Regions from separate parts of the Homo sapiens genome. Here region 1 is linked to region 2. The links are chromatin contacts, found by Hi-C in ENCODE. All regions are on one chromosome and are shown on one strand. Each heading gives the region's core, a stretch centred on a gene start or an enhancer-like site at or near the end of the contact. The rest is flanking DNA. Distances are from core to core; before and after follow the strand shown.

Region 1 (7,218 bases), core at 2,775-5,274, 410 kb before region 2:
TAAATCAAAATGTGGTGCCGACAAGGGAATCAATCCTCTAGGTCCAAAATAACAAAGGATGTAATAGAGATTGTTTTAGCTCTGATACAAATTCCAGGAGCCTAAATATGTTTATGGGAAGCAATTGGATTTCTTAAAGTAGCTGGAAGGGCTTAGGACTTTCACCTGTGGTTTTCCCACTGCCTGGACATCATGGTTAACTTCTATTTATCCTTCAGGTCTTCTACAAAGGCTTCCCTGGTGCCACCACCACCCCGCTCTGAAAGTTCCCCTTGCATGATACCATCCTGGACATGACCCTTATCACATGTAGACCTTGTTTTTATTACTTCTCAGTGTTCTACACCACAATAGACTCCCTGGAACCCATCAGATGAACTAGAATATAGTGAATGCTCAAATAATTGTTAAATAAATGGCAAACTGATGAATAAGTGAATGAATGCTTCAATCCATCTTTGTGTTTCAGTCAGTCTTTGGGGTCTACATTAAAATTGACACCAAAGCCCTCAAAGATCCTGAGTACTGTACAAAAATCATAAAACATTTGCCGTTGTTACTAGACACAAATGCAAGGACATCATGACCAATTCTCTCTTTTAAACCTAACCCAAATTTAGTGGCTTAAAGCTAAACTGAACTTCAAAAATGATTGAACCAAGTGGATTGCCATTTGTCTCACTGGATGCTACTCTTAATCATGATTTGAGTTAAAAATAAACATTTCTTCTTGAAAATGAAAAGTATAACCATGAAAAGAACAATGGGAATTAAATGAAGCACAACAGCCACGAATATAAAGTCAAAAATAGTCACCAGAAGGGCATACCTGGGGGAACTTACGTACAGTTATTTTCATGAAGAAACACTACAAAATCCTGTTGCTTGATTAAATTGTTCAAAACATCACAGAATAGACAATAGCAAAAAATGATGTGTATATTGGGATGGATCAGGAACATCAATCTCCATATTATATTTTAAGCTTCAACGTTTCCGTATTCATTTGCTAAGAAATCAAAATGACTTACTGAAATGAACCATAAAAAAGGAAATTTCTCCTAAGAATTTAGCTTTTGTTGTCTACTTAATGCCTCATACATTGTAGAGAGAATCTTTTCCCTCTTAAGATGGCTTTAATTCAACTAGAGAGAAAATTATATATATTAATTTTAATATATGTATAATACTTTAATATATACTTAGAACTGCCCTTCACCACCACAGTGATATCTGAAGGACAAATAAAAAAGACAACCACTGGAATTCCCCATGCTGATAACCTGAGTAGAAACAAAAATCAAATCAAAACATATACTTTACCATTGATTGGGATTAAGAAAGAACTGCTGCTTGTGAAGCCCAAGGCAGACATTATTAATTAATCACCTGTGTTCACCCCCAGATGCCATCTCAATCCAGTACTCTAGGCAGTCACAACCAACCAATCATATATGGAAAGGTAAGAAAGACTCTTTGCTAATTCAATTCTGTAGACAAACTAAGAACTGAAGATATCCCTTAAATATCAAATAGAAACTCCAGTGCTTTTCCAAAAGCAATGGCATCTGAAACGGGAAAAGATGAGAAATTCAACTTATTTTAATGGAAAGTGAAGACGGCAACTATCATTTCATCATATGGCCACAGAGAAACAAAGAAAACAAGCCTGAAGCAGGGAAGATGAAAAGAAGTTGGATGTCTCTTATTTTATATTTATTAATTGAATCTGTGACTAGACCCCTCAAAATAGGATCAGAAACATGATGTTATAAACATCTCAATTTTTAAGCTTTTGTGTGTACTCCACTCCCTCACCCATAGTTTATTAATATGATTTTGTTTTGAAAAACTGTCACAAAGAAAAGAAATTTGGGGAGGCCCAGAAGGCTTCTGAAGATGTTGGTCCAAATATACAAAATGCCAATTAGACAGGAGGAAAATGTTCAAGAGGTCTATTGTATAACATGACTATAACAATGTATTGTGTTCTTAAACATTGCTAAGAGTAGATCTCAAGTGTTCTCATCACAAAAAATAAGGATGTGAGGTAATGTTTATGTTAATTTGTTCAATTTAGCCATTCCAGAATGTATGTGTATTTCCAAACATGATGTTGTACATGACCAATGTATATAATGTTTATTTGTCAATTAAAATGAACTCATTTATTAATTTTTAAGAGGTTTTCCACACCTAAATCTGAAAAGTAATAGGATTATAATACCCAAGGGATGGGAGAGCAATGGCAGTAATGAAGGAGAGCTTTATGCACATAGCAGAGAGAATTGAGAGAGGAAAGCTGAAGCCCGTATGACACTGAGAAAGTCAGCTGGGTCCTTTCCTCATTATGGGGAAATAACTGCTGTGCCTATAATTTATAGAGCCCCTCCAGCACTTTCCCTGATGTCTATAATTTTTAAGCTAAGATGAAAGCTTTCCTGAAACACTACTTTTAATATCAGGTTCCTTTAGTGAGTCTGACCTAGGAGAATCAAATGTTGTTGATTGCATTATCATTTCAAGCCCCTCAGTGGGGCCAGCTATTTATTCAACTACACTTCAAAGAAAATATTTTACAAGTGGGTAACTTTGATGGAGATAGTCATTTGTCTACAATGAACTCTCCAATTTTCTCCTTCAAATGAAAACCCCGAGGTACTTAATGATTTCCAATAAGGACCACTCATTTTTGTCAATTAATCCTGTGGGTGGAACATCGTCAGGCTTGCTCTAAAGCCTAGCAAAATGATTAGGCTTTCTAAGTATATAAATCTTGTGCTAATCACTAAACCACAGTTGCTCTCCCAGTGGTTTCTTATATGGAGGTATGGACAACACAACTTTTTTTTTTTTAGAATCTGAGGAAGGTAGGGAAAAACTTTTGTCAAAGTGAAAATAATAGCATCATTCATATTATGGTAGACTTTGATGTGTTAAACTGTGATCTTTGATGAAGTACTGCTATTCACATATAATTTGAACATATTTTAGCACTTCAAAATATCTGATTATTTCACACTTTAGTTTTAGATATGCTAAACAGAAATGTAGCTTTACTGCACCTGAATACATTTAATTAGCAGTTTAGAGAAAGAGAAATAAATCTTCTACATAAAACATAATTTTTTAAAATTAAGAAGTTTGGTGGCACATATGTTATTTGAAGTATCCAAGAGCCTGTCTCTGAGGACTCCCCTCTCCCTCATCCCATGTTTTTCTCGTTGATGCCACCATCCCTTTGCTAAAGGGATGGGCTTGAACTTAGTTGCTCATAGAACCTGAGCTCCCTAGCAACAGTGACTGGCCCAGGAAATGGACATGTGACTCAGACAGTGCCAAGTAGAGTCTTCCCTTAGGATAGGGAAGACACTGAAAGGATGAGCATCTGAGGTTGGCGGCATTCATCTTCCCTTTTAGCAAAGCCATTTGTAAAATGACGCTATGCAGAGACAAGCTGGTGTGAGAGAGGAATGGAGAGAGAACCCAAATACATTTGTAACCTGAGGAAAGGGAATGATTCACTTAGAAAGGATAAAGTAATAGCATAAAAATTATAATGTACACTTCATTAAAGATAAAAAATATGTGCTCATCAAAAGACATCACTAAGAATATGTAGTCTTCTGTGACCAGAGGAATTGGGAGATCCACAGGGAAAATGCCAGGATACCTGGAAGCTAGGAAATGATTACAGAAATATTTCTACATGGAGGCCAAGATGGCTGACTAGCAGCAGCCAGTGTGCACTGCTTTCACGGAGAGAATAAAGAGTGGTGGGTTGACACTAGCTCTTCAACCGGAACATCCAGGTGAACACATTGGGATTCATCAGGGAAACAGCATGACCCACAGAGAACAGAGAAGAGTGAGACAGGAAAACTGCCCACCTGGAGTGGCCCAGAGCCAGGGGAGTCACCACACTGGGGAAACAGTGAGTAAGTGAGAGTCCTCAGGGACCCACACTTCTACCACTTCTGCTCAGGAAATCCCCGCAAACTCCCCTGCTGCGGCCTCCAGACCAACACAGAGAACTACGTGGGAGTCTGGGCAGAGCCCTGCTCAAGCACACATGGAGTCCTGGGAGCCTTGGATCCTCAGGCACCCTGGCACCAGTGGCTGCAGGTCCAGCAATGGGGAAGGTCAGCCTCCCTCACATGCCTGCAGGAAAGGAACCAAATCCACAGCTGAGCAGTGATGGACTGCAAGCCATGCCTCCACTGCACCTTGCAGGATAAGGCCCATTGGCCTGGGGTGCTGGTGAGGCCACCCCAGCCCCACCTGAGTTCTTGGGCAGGGAGCAGCTCTGCAATTCCCTGGGACAGAGCTCCCAGAGGGAGAGGTAGCCTGCCATTTTTGTTTCTCTGCAACCCACCCTCCTGTTGCTCTCAGGCTCCAGAGGGTGTGCAGTGACTCGGGACTCTCCCAGACCCCCGGCAGAGCTGCCTTATGGAAAAGGGACAAGACTGTGTTCCACATAGGTCTCCACCTCTGCTACTGCTCACTGGGCAGGGCCTCCAAACCTGGGACTTTAGTGACCCCCTCCTGGGCTCTCAGAATGGTAGCAGCTCTACACTTTCCTGGGATAGAGCTCCTAGAGGGAGGCAGGGCACCATTTTTGCTGTCCTGCAGCCCTTGCTCCTATTGCCCTCAGGCTCAGGAGGGAGTGGAGTGGTTGGAGACCTATGGAGATGCCCAGCACAGTGCAGCCACCTTACAGAAAAGCAGCCAGACTGTTTTCCACATGCGTCCCCACCTCCCCTACCCTTCACTCGGCAGTGCCTGTTGACCTGGGCCCCCAATATGATTAACCTGCCCCCACCTGAACACTTTAGTCAGTGGTGGCTCTGCATTTCTCTGAGGAGGAAACCCCAGAGACAACCCAGAGCATGTATGACATTGCAGTTGCAGCAGTACTGCCCTGACTGTCCTCGGGCTGGGGAAGGAACAAAGGGCCTGGTTGCTATGCTGAAACCTCCAGCAAGCTGCAGCTATCATATGGAGAGGAGCCCAGTCTCTTTCCAGCGAGCTCCCACACCCCACTCTTCACCAGGCAGGGGTCTTGCCTCAAGATCACTGAAGAGCTCCTCCACCCGCAACTGAGAATTCCCATTGCTAATGGCTTTGTGTTTCCCTGGGGAGGTGATCCCAGAGGCAACCAACAGCCTCTCTGTACCTGATGCCCTCAGTCTGGGGAAGAAATAAAGAACCTGAGGGTTTTACTCATACTTCTAGCACACCACAGTTATTATATAGAGAGAAGCTCAGGCTCTCCTCTCTGTGAGCCCTCAAACCCCCACTCTTCACCCAGTCGGGCCCCAAGCTTGGGCCAGCAGTTGCAGTCACCCCCACCCACCAGCTGAACATTCCCAGTAGCAGTTGCTCTGTGTTTCTCTTGAGATGAAGCTTCCAGAGGCAACCAAAAGCCCCTCTGCCACTGCCATTGCAGTGGTACTGTCCTTGCTGCCCTCAGACTGGAAAAGGAGCAAAGACTCTCAGTGATTTAACCACACCTCCTTTAGGACAGCCACTGCTGTCCTAAAAAGAAGAAGCCAGTCAGTTTCCCCCCATGAGCCACCTGGCCTCTCTGCTCATCAATATGCAGGGCCCCCTGGCTTGAGTCCACAATGCAGCCACCCCACCCCAGGCTGATAGCCCCAACTGGGAGTGGCTCTGCCATTTTCTGATATGGAAACCTGAGAGACAAGTGAAAGGCCCTCTTCCACATGTCCCTACCCATGGCAAGGTCCCTTCTCCTGCTGCCTCCCAGCTAGAAAGGAACATAAAGCCTGAGCTCACCCAGGGCTGCAGTGTGCAGCCAAGAAGTGCCAAGCCAAGAGCTATAGCCAGGACTTGAGTGGGAGAGGATTCCACACTCTTAGAGCACAGAGAGGGAGCATATCGCAGTCATGAGGAAATACAAAGCAGTGAAGTGACTAAGCAAGAGCCTACCTACTGGTCATTATGCTTAAGCACCACCTACTTGATCACAACCCAAACTTCAACAACAAAAATACTTTGCTAATATAGGCCACCTTCTGCCCACACTGTGAAACCAAGGACAAGAACTCAGCCACAAATAAAGTTCCTGCACAAAGCCTCAACCCTCCAAAAACATCCTGAAAAGAAGTCAACTGACTGTACTCAAACTAAAGCACATGGTGGGGTGTGGCAGCTGCATTGAATCACCCCACACAGATGAGAAAGAACCAGCACAAGAACTCTGGCAACTCAAAAAGCCAGAGTGTCTGATTTCCTCAACAACTGCACTAGTTTCACAGCAGGAATTCTTAACCAGGATGAAAAGACTGAAATGAAAGAAATACAAATCAGAATATGGATAGGAACGAAGAGCATCAAGATTCAGGAGAAAGTCAAAACCCAATCCAAGAATTCTAAGGATTACAATAAAATATGATACAGGAGCAGTTAGATGAAATAGCCACTATAAGAAAGAACTGGCTGGGTGCGGTGGCTCATGCCTGTAATCCCAACACTTTGGGAGGCTGAGGTGGGCAGATCACGAGGTCAGGAGATTGAGAACATCCTGGCTAACACAGTGAAACCCCATCTCTACTAAAAATACAAAAAAAAAAAAAAAATCAGCTGGGCGTGATAGCGGGCACCTGTAGTCCCAGCTACTCAGGAGGCTGAGGCAGGAGAATGGCGTGAACCCGGGAGGTGGAGCTTGCAGTGGGCCAAGATAGCACCACTGCACTACAAACACTCCAGCCTGGGTGACAGAGTGAGACTCCATCTAAGAAGAAAAAATAATAATAATAAAAATAAAAAGAACCAAACTGATCTGATAGAGCTGAAAAACACACTACAATAATTTCATAATGCAATCACAAGCATTAACAGCAGAATAAATCAAGCTGAGGAAAAATCTCACAGCTCAAAGACTGGTTCTCTAAACTAACTTGAACAAAAATAAAAAATAAAGAATAAAAACGAGAAATATGGGATTATGTAAAGAGACCAAATCTATAATTCACCAGTGTCCTTGAAAGATATGAGGAGATAACAGGCAATTTGGAAAACATATTTTAAGATATTATCCATGAAAACTTCCTTAACCTCGCTAGAGATGCCAATGTTCAAAATCAGGAAATGCAGAGAATTTCTATGAGATATTACACAAGAAGACCATCCTCAAGATACAGAATCATCAGAGTCTCCCAGGTCAAAATGAAAGAAAAAATGTTAAAGGCAGCT
Region 2 (7,638 bases), core at 4,697-7,196:
AAAATCCTTATAATAGGAACTGTGGACTTCAAATTGCAATCCATTTGTACAGAATGTAAAAGCTAAAACTTTACCTTCATATGGTATTTTACAAGTTTGCCAAGTTCTTTCACAACTATTACCTCATTTAATTTAATGTAATTACATCTCCCTGTATCAATGCACACTGTGAATCATTTTCCTGTTTATTCAATTTTTTTCCATCCATGTTATTTGAAATCTTTCCAGCTTACTTTTGGAAAGCAAGACTTAACCCAGCATTTCCAGAAAAGTGTTACATTGAGTGCTTGAAGAGATCAGTTACAGCTAGCATATGTAAAGCACCTGGGGAAACCCTCTGCAGCAGAATTAAAATTGATGACGCATCAGTCAAGCCATTCAACTGGTGAGCTCCTCAATTACTTAGAACACATAAGTCCTTTGTGTTTGTTTGGTTTTTATTCTGGAAAGAAACACTTGTTTCAAGACAGTCTATCAAAGGAGGCCACAGGGGAAAAATCGAATCAGGTCATGTTGAGAGGGACTAGAACTTCACTCCTCTGCTTTCCGCAAAGAGGGGTTTATCCTAAATACGTCCAGCTTCTTGTGCACAAAGATGGAGTGAGTTACCTGACAGGTGAGTTTCAGAAAGGAACTGGAAACAAGTATCCCAGCTCTTTCTGCCATCCACCCTTGTGATCCAGCTAACTACAGAGAGCAGACATTCAGTTGTGTTATCCCAAGCCTCATGTATTAGAGGGCAGACTCTGCCTCTGCCTCTACCTACGATTGGGAAGTTGAATTCAAGACAGTGTTTAGAATATGATGCCTTGAGCCAGGAACATTAAGAGATAGATGTGGAGTGCAATTTGGGTAGCAAAACTAAAATTGAATCTTGAGGGACTGGAAGAGATCAGGCTGTGTCTTTTGTTGACCTCGGTGGTTTGCAAGGGCTTGTATTGCATTATACAACTGGTTTTCACAGCTGTTGTTGTGCATATAATCAGTGCAGCCTAAGCAGCAGCTTTAAACCTGGGGCTTTAAAAGGATGGGTCACTAGAGGATTTTGAATTTGTCGGGGACCTGTAGCTTATGGTGGCTTGTTCACGGGTGTGTGGCTATTTTTATATAGGGAGAAGCTGTTTTTCCACAAGCAAGCCTTCCCAGGCTTTAAATAAAGCCACATGGGCCAAAAAGACTTGTGGAAGCTGGCTGCTACATCAGGACCTTAAACTACCCACTGTGTGTGACAAGAGGTGAAGCAGTTTTTGTTGATTTTTCTATATTTCTAAACCATGTATGTAGGCATTGTCTTCAAAGTGCACAGGCATCTAAGTTCTATGAGTGCTTCAGAGCACATGTGTGTGAGGTCCTAACTTTACATATTTTGTACCAGACCAACTGTCTTGAAGAACACATGGAGATACCCATTCTCACTAAACCTCCCTAAGGCTTCAAATTTCAAAAATTATCAAAAACACTTTGAGTTCAAAAATTTACTGAGGGTGTCTCTCCAGCTGGACTGGTTATGAGTAGGAGGAAGAGTTCCGAGGACTAACCAATTTTATAGCAAGACCAGTGGATCCACCACCATGGCAGAGGAGAAAGTGGATAACATGTTACTAGACAGAATCCACACTACACCACCATCAGGATGCCTGAAACACATGGCCAGATAAGAATGCAGAAGCTCTTGCAAATTCCTAAGCTTACCCAGCATGTCTCAAATATCCTTTTGTAGCAGAGACCATGTGCATAGATGGATTTTTCTTCAAGATCTGGTAGTTCTCTAGTGCCAGAGGTAACGTCTTTATGGCCAATTCTCCCAGTTGAATGCAAGGTCTCCAATCATTGACTCTAAAAAACTGGCATACAGTGGCATCCTGATTAAACCAAAATCAAGACTGTCTATCCTATTCCCAGATCTCATTAAATGTCTTTTATAATCTTTGGCATCACTAAATACTGAGTTTCCCTGGGAAAACTGTTCCAGAGGCTGGAGATTCATTTTTTCTCAATCTGATGTGAGTGAGGCCAGTGTCATAATAATCTTGTAAACCCCCTTCAAAATAATGAGGCACATCAAAAATTTGGCATTGAATTCATGCAACTTCTGAAGCTGTGAAAGAACTACACCCATTCTGTGAGAAATAATCCAAGCTGCAGCTGCTGAAGGAAACTCATCCTCCCCAGCCACCAAGAATTCTCTGCTGACACTGATCAGAATGAGAAATTGGAAGCGATGTTTTTATCACTAATTTTTTTGAAATAACAAAAGTGAAATATATGTGTGTCTGGTTTTTAATTCATTTGAACTATACCATTTAAGAGTTTAAATTTGCTCTTTTATTACTGTTGAAGGATTTAATAATGGGCAGAGATTTATATAACAGTTTAGGACATCTAGTTTTGGCATACTATTATTGGGATGGCCTCATGTAGTCATTAAATATCATTGCAAAATTTCTAATAAGCTTGGACAATTTAGATGGATATCATTTGGATTGAGAAGAGAAAGGAGAGAGAATTTTCAGCTCTAGTATAGACTGACCTTTTTGGATATTTCCAAGAGAAAATGTTGTCTCTATCACCAGTGGTCCCAGGCAGAGCCACCAGAAGTCAGATATCAGTGGTAACCATCTGCTTTCTACAGACCTGATGATTAGGTTCCATAATATAAGAAAACAAGCACCTGGAGAATATTTTGGGGGCTGGGGGTAAGGACAGTTATTTGCTTTTTCTCAGTTTTCTGTAATGGGGTTTTCCCAAGGTTTCTCACCCTAGAAACGTGGAGTCAGTTACTTAATTGATAAGTTTGGGAGAGGAACTAAGTAGGCATAGCTCAGCCCTTTTTTGTTGTTGGAGTCTCACTCTGTCACCCAGGCTGGAGTGCAGTGGCGCAATCTCGGCTCACTGCAAAGCTCCGCCTCCAGGGTTCATGCCATTCTCCTGCCTCAGCCTCCCGAGTAGCTGGGACTACAGGCACCCGCCACCAAGCCCGGCTAATTTTTTTGTATTTTTAGTAGAGACAGGGTTTCACCGTGTTAGCCAGGATGGTCTCGATCTCCTGACCTCGTGATCCGCCCGCCTCAGCCTCCCAAAGTGCTGGGATTACAGGCCTGAGCCACCGCACCCGGCCAGCTCAGCCCTTTTCCCTCCACATTTCTGAGGGAGCCAGCTACCCTGAAAGTGTATACATGTTCCACCTAGCCTTTAGCTATAGCGGAGGCAGACTGTCACCCAGGAGATTCCAAGTTTACTCTGGCTGGGCCTGCAGTTTGTTATTAGGATGCCCATTATTGCCACATCCATAAGGCACATTCTCCAATATTAGTTTTTTATCAATCATAAGGAATAAAGGGATATGTTGATCTCTCTAATCTCCATCTATCTTGCCTCATACATACAGATAATGTTGGAGTGTGTGTGTGTGTGTGTGTGTGTGAGAGAGAGAGAGAGAGAGATCAGCTTAGACAGGGAAACCAAGGCTGTCGTTTATTGGGCTTGTTTAAGGGTGTACAAGGCAAAAGAAGAGGACTTCCTAACAATACTTAGTCCAGCGAGGTAATAAAAGCCTAGATCCAAGGTTTGAGAGCCATGGAGCTATACCAAAGGGAGCTACTGAAAAACATTGCTTCCCTCAATTTATCAAATGAGAAAATATGAGCAAAAAAGAACAGTTCCAAGTTTAGTATTTCCAATTTCACATCCACTGTGGTTTTAAGTTTATATAGTGGACCCCATGGAATTATTTGAGCATCTGAGCTTAAGAAGCCAAGAATACAATGTGCCTTAAAGCAGGAATTGAGTCATATAAAAGGCATGAAGAAATCAAAAGCAAAAGCACAGCTGTAGGGTGTTGGCAGTGACAATCTGTACACAACATTGGAAGATGAGCTACCTCTTCCTTTCTCCCCCATCATCACACATTCAGCATCTCTTGTCAGGCTGAAACATGCAGTATGGTCATTTGAAGGGAGCAATGTGTAGAATTAGAAGTCAGAGCGCTGGTGCAGGGTATTTCCCCAATAGTATTTAATGAATCTTATAAAGTCCATTTTCATGACCACATTGACAGACCATGGCAACAGTTTTGTTGGTCTTTATAATTTAGGGCATTTTTTTTGTATGTCACTCAACAATCCTCTGATATGAACAAAAGAGACACTATTCTTTCCTATAAGATAAAAACAAATAAAAAACTGAAGCTTGGATAAACCATATCTATGGTTTACCCAAGATAAAGTCATTAGCCAACAACTTAGGAACAGATCAGAACCAGAATGCTAACTGCCCCCCACCTTCCAATTCAATATTATTTTCTGTAATCTATGTTTTATACAGCTGGCAAATTAAAATAGAGGTATTTTCTCAGTAAAAATTCAGTCCAGGTTTGACAGTTCCCCTTCTAATCTACTGTATGGACTATTTAGCCAACTGTCCTGTGCTAGGAAAGTACTCCCCAGCATGGACAAGGATATAACCCCGTTTGATTTCATTTATATCCCAAAGTGGAGTTAAATAAACAGAAAGACATGATCTACATTAATGAAAAAAGATAGATGGAAATTTTTTGTGTGTTTTAGAGCCACTTAAATGTTGCCAGTCTCAAATTATCTGTACAAGATTTAAAGTATGGAGTTGAAAAACATAACAACAGTGAAAAAAATCGGAATATACTGACTCCTCCCCTTCTCCCACCACCAATAACTACCTAACTTACAAAACTGCTCCTAAAGATAATCATACAAACAAGCTATAAACGCTGAATTAACACCGAAAATTAAAGTAGGGTAAGACAGAGAATAAAAAGATACTCTCTGACATGACTTCTTAAAGTTGTAATTAGACATATGTGAGTGTGTGAAATACACACACCACACACACACACCCCATGCACCACCCCAGTGACCAAATTCTTGTTTAATCATCAAGTACAACCCAGACTTGATTAGTTACCTAGGGTAGAGGAAACTCAAAAGACTTGAGGAGCTAGACTCTTTCAGATAATTTTGTCTGAAACTTTTTAGTGTTCCTTTCACTAAGGGAAGACAAATCAGAAACCCTTTTCCCCAACTCTTATATTTTTGAAGTAATACGTAGTAGGACAAAAATCTCTCAGGAAGCTAACTCTTCTATCAGGGATCAAAAATGAGAACATCCAGGTTTTGTATAATTCACATCTATTACACAACTAGGATTCTTTATGTCTCCCATATATTTATTCCTCTCACTCAACTACTGACAATCTTCTTTCATCTCATTACCTCATGGTCAGCTGAAAAGACAATGGTTAATTTGCAGAAATATTTTGACTCGACCCATGCTGACTATGTTTCATCCTTAGATAATTGCCTCCACAAAGATGCACTTGCCATTGAGTATGAGCTATAGACTAAAGGCCGTTATTCATAATTGAGGTTGACGCTTAACACAACCTCTCACCAACATAACATTTACTTTACACTCAGAGTAACAAAAAGGAAGGTCACAGGCTTAGTTTACCTGCACCTCAGCCACCTGAATATATTTGTGACCTTTGATTCACTGAAACATTATTTTTCAGAGAGCAAAATCATACAAAATGATCTTCATTTTCACTAACCCTTATAATTAAAAACTACCAAAGACAGAATAATATCCTTATACCAAACTTAAAACAACAGAAGTCTAGCAAAAACACAGCACACGTATTAAAGCCAGCTTATATCTCATAAGAAAGTCATTTACCCTCACAATTTTGTTTAGTAAGAAATATTGACAATTTTTTCCTAATAGAATGGGTATGAACCTTTACTGAAATAAAAGACTAGGATTTTATTTGAATCAACTTTTGTAGCTTACCTAAGCTATTCCTATTTACTTCCTACATAAGCGAAAGAAAATGAATAAATTGTATCCGGATACTCACAGCAGAGATCTCAGTTCTAGTCCCTAACATCAGACGTCGCGGCTGCAGACTGAAAATGTTACTGTAAGGAAGTACTTGTATTTTTCTAGCAAAGTAGCACCCTCTAGTGGCTTTTCAAAAATATGAAGGAGTACACGCCAAACGTGACATAATTTGTTTACTATCAAATTATGCAGTGTCAAAACACTCAGGTGAGAACAAAACCTTGCCCTTGGCATAACGGGAAGCATATTCCAACCTTGTTCTGTGTTGTTCTAGGGAGGCAAAGATGGTTAATCATCCTATTGCACATCTACAGTGTGCCTCTGAGAAAAATATGCCCTTCCCTGATAATAGTTTATTATTTTTCCATTATTAGTATTATGGTGCTATTACTATCATTATTGCTATTAATATTAATAGAAAATTACCATTTACTGAGTATTTACTACATGCCAGAAAATGTATTCATTGTTTTACATTCTTTACCCCATTTAAAATTCACTATGAGTATATAACCTAGTCTTTATCCTCATCTGGTTTTATTGATTAAATAGTCGAGGCCCATATGTGTAGTATGAGTTGCCTAAGAGAATAAGAAAAACTAAGATTCAAACATATCTTTATAAATTTGCAAGAACTCTCACAAGCCTGATTTCAACAAGCAGAAATTATCAATAGTTTTTACATGTATCCAGCCTCAAAGTATAAATCCAAAGAAATAATTCAATAACAATGAAATTAACTGGAAAATTTTAGCTAACACTTAGTTAAAATTTTAATTTAAGTTTGGGTTATAAATACAACCATTTCCCATAGTAAGTAAAAGTTAAATACCGATTCTTAGACAGCAAGGCAATAGTCTCTAGGAAGCCAGTTTAGTTCCCCCTGGCTCAGTCATGGTATTTTATTAAAATCGAGAGAGGTATATTTGTTCAGGTAGGCATTCAACAGACATTCATTGAATGCCTCTAGGAACTCTAGTTTTGATTGCCAGTGATCCAAGACCTTTGCACAAAGCAAGTGCTGTGTGAATACCAAGGAAGACCCCTGAGCTAAAAAGTATATATTTTTTATGGCTTCAAAATGTATATATTCCATTTTAAATGTCATTTGTCTGATCCCAGCAAATAAACACTTTTGATATTTACATAAGGTTTGAAGGAACTTAGAGACACAAACAGAAAAGAATATTTATTAAGTATCTGCCAGGTGCTAGTTAGTAGTCTATGCCCTTTACATATATCACTATGGCAGAGACTGCTAACTGTTCACCAACCATTTCCTCTTCTTATTAAGCACATAGCCAGACTACATTTACAGCCAACATTGACTCAAGTATGACCATGTAACGGGATTCTAATCAGAATCCAGTACTGTGAGCAAAAGCAATGTGTACCACTTCCATGCATCGCCCATGACAAACCTCCCTTTCAGGATCTTTCATGTTCTTTTGCCCTTCTGGATGACTGGAATGGATATATCCCACAGGCAACCTTGGAAGCCACATACTGCAGACAGCAGAGCCACAAGATGGAAAGAGGCAGCTTCGTCTCTGAGTCACTGTTTGGAATAAATGTACCTGACAATTAAGAGCATCTGTTTTGTAGTTTAGGTAAGAAGTAAACTTCCATAAATTTTGAGTTATTATATAGTTTTGCATTTGACTATTGGTTACAACAATAAGAATTACATTAATGCGATGATCTCATTTAATCTTCACAGCAAACTTAATAAGTTTATTGTAGGCTTATCCCTCATTTCACAGA

What was found. A loop is a pair of places that touch in the nucleus more often than their neighbours do. Pooled maps may share reads with other maps.
Region 1: a loop to region 2 is called in a map of left cardiac atrium, with 3 times the contacts of the local background. The contact joins two enhancer-like sites. A Hi-C loop is called at or near these places in 2 of 168 maps with a recorded cell type or tissue (OCI-LY7 and left cardiac atrium) and 3 of 50 pooled maps.

What each region holds. Positions count from the first base shown.
Region 1 is chr4:85,554,222-85,561,439 of GRCh38, reverse strand. All of the region lies in intron 1 of ARHGAP24 (Rho GTPase activating protein 24), which reads right to left. Among named protein-coding and RNA genes, the nearest start is that of ARHGAP24, 83 kb to the right of the region's middle. RefSeq lists enhancers at 3,725-4,124, 6,177-6,226. Within about 2 kb of position 4,024, at least 2 of the 41 ENCODE cell types and tissues checked have a DNase peak (open chromatin) inside an H3K27ac peak, as active enhancers do.
Region 2 is chr4:85,146,024-85,153,661 of GRCh38, reverse strand. No RefSeq gene overlaps it. Among named protein-coding and RNA genes, the nearest start is that of WDFY3, 180 kb to the right of the region's middle. Within about 2 kb of position 5,946, at least 2 of the 41 ENCODE cell types and tissues checked have a DNase peak (open chromatin) inside an H3K27ac peak, as active enhancers do.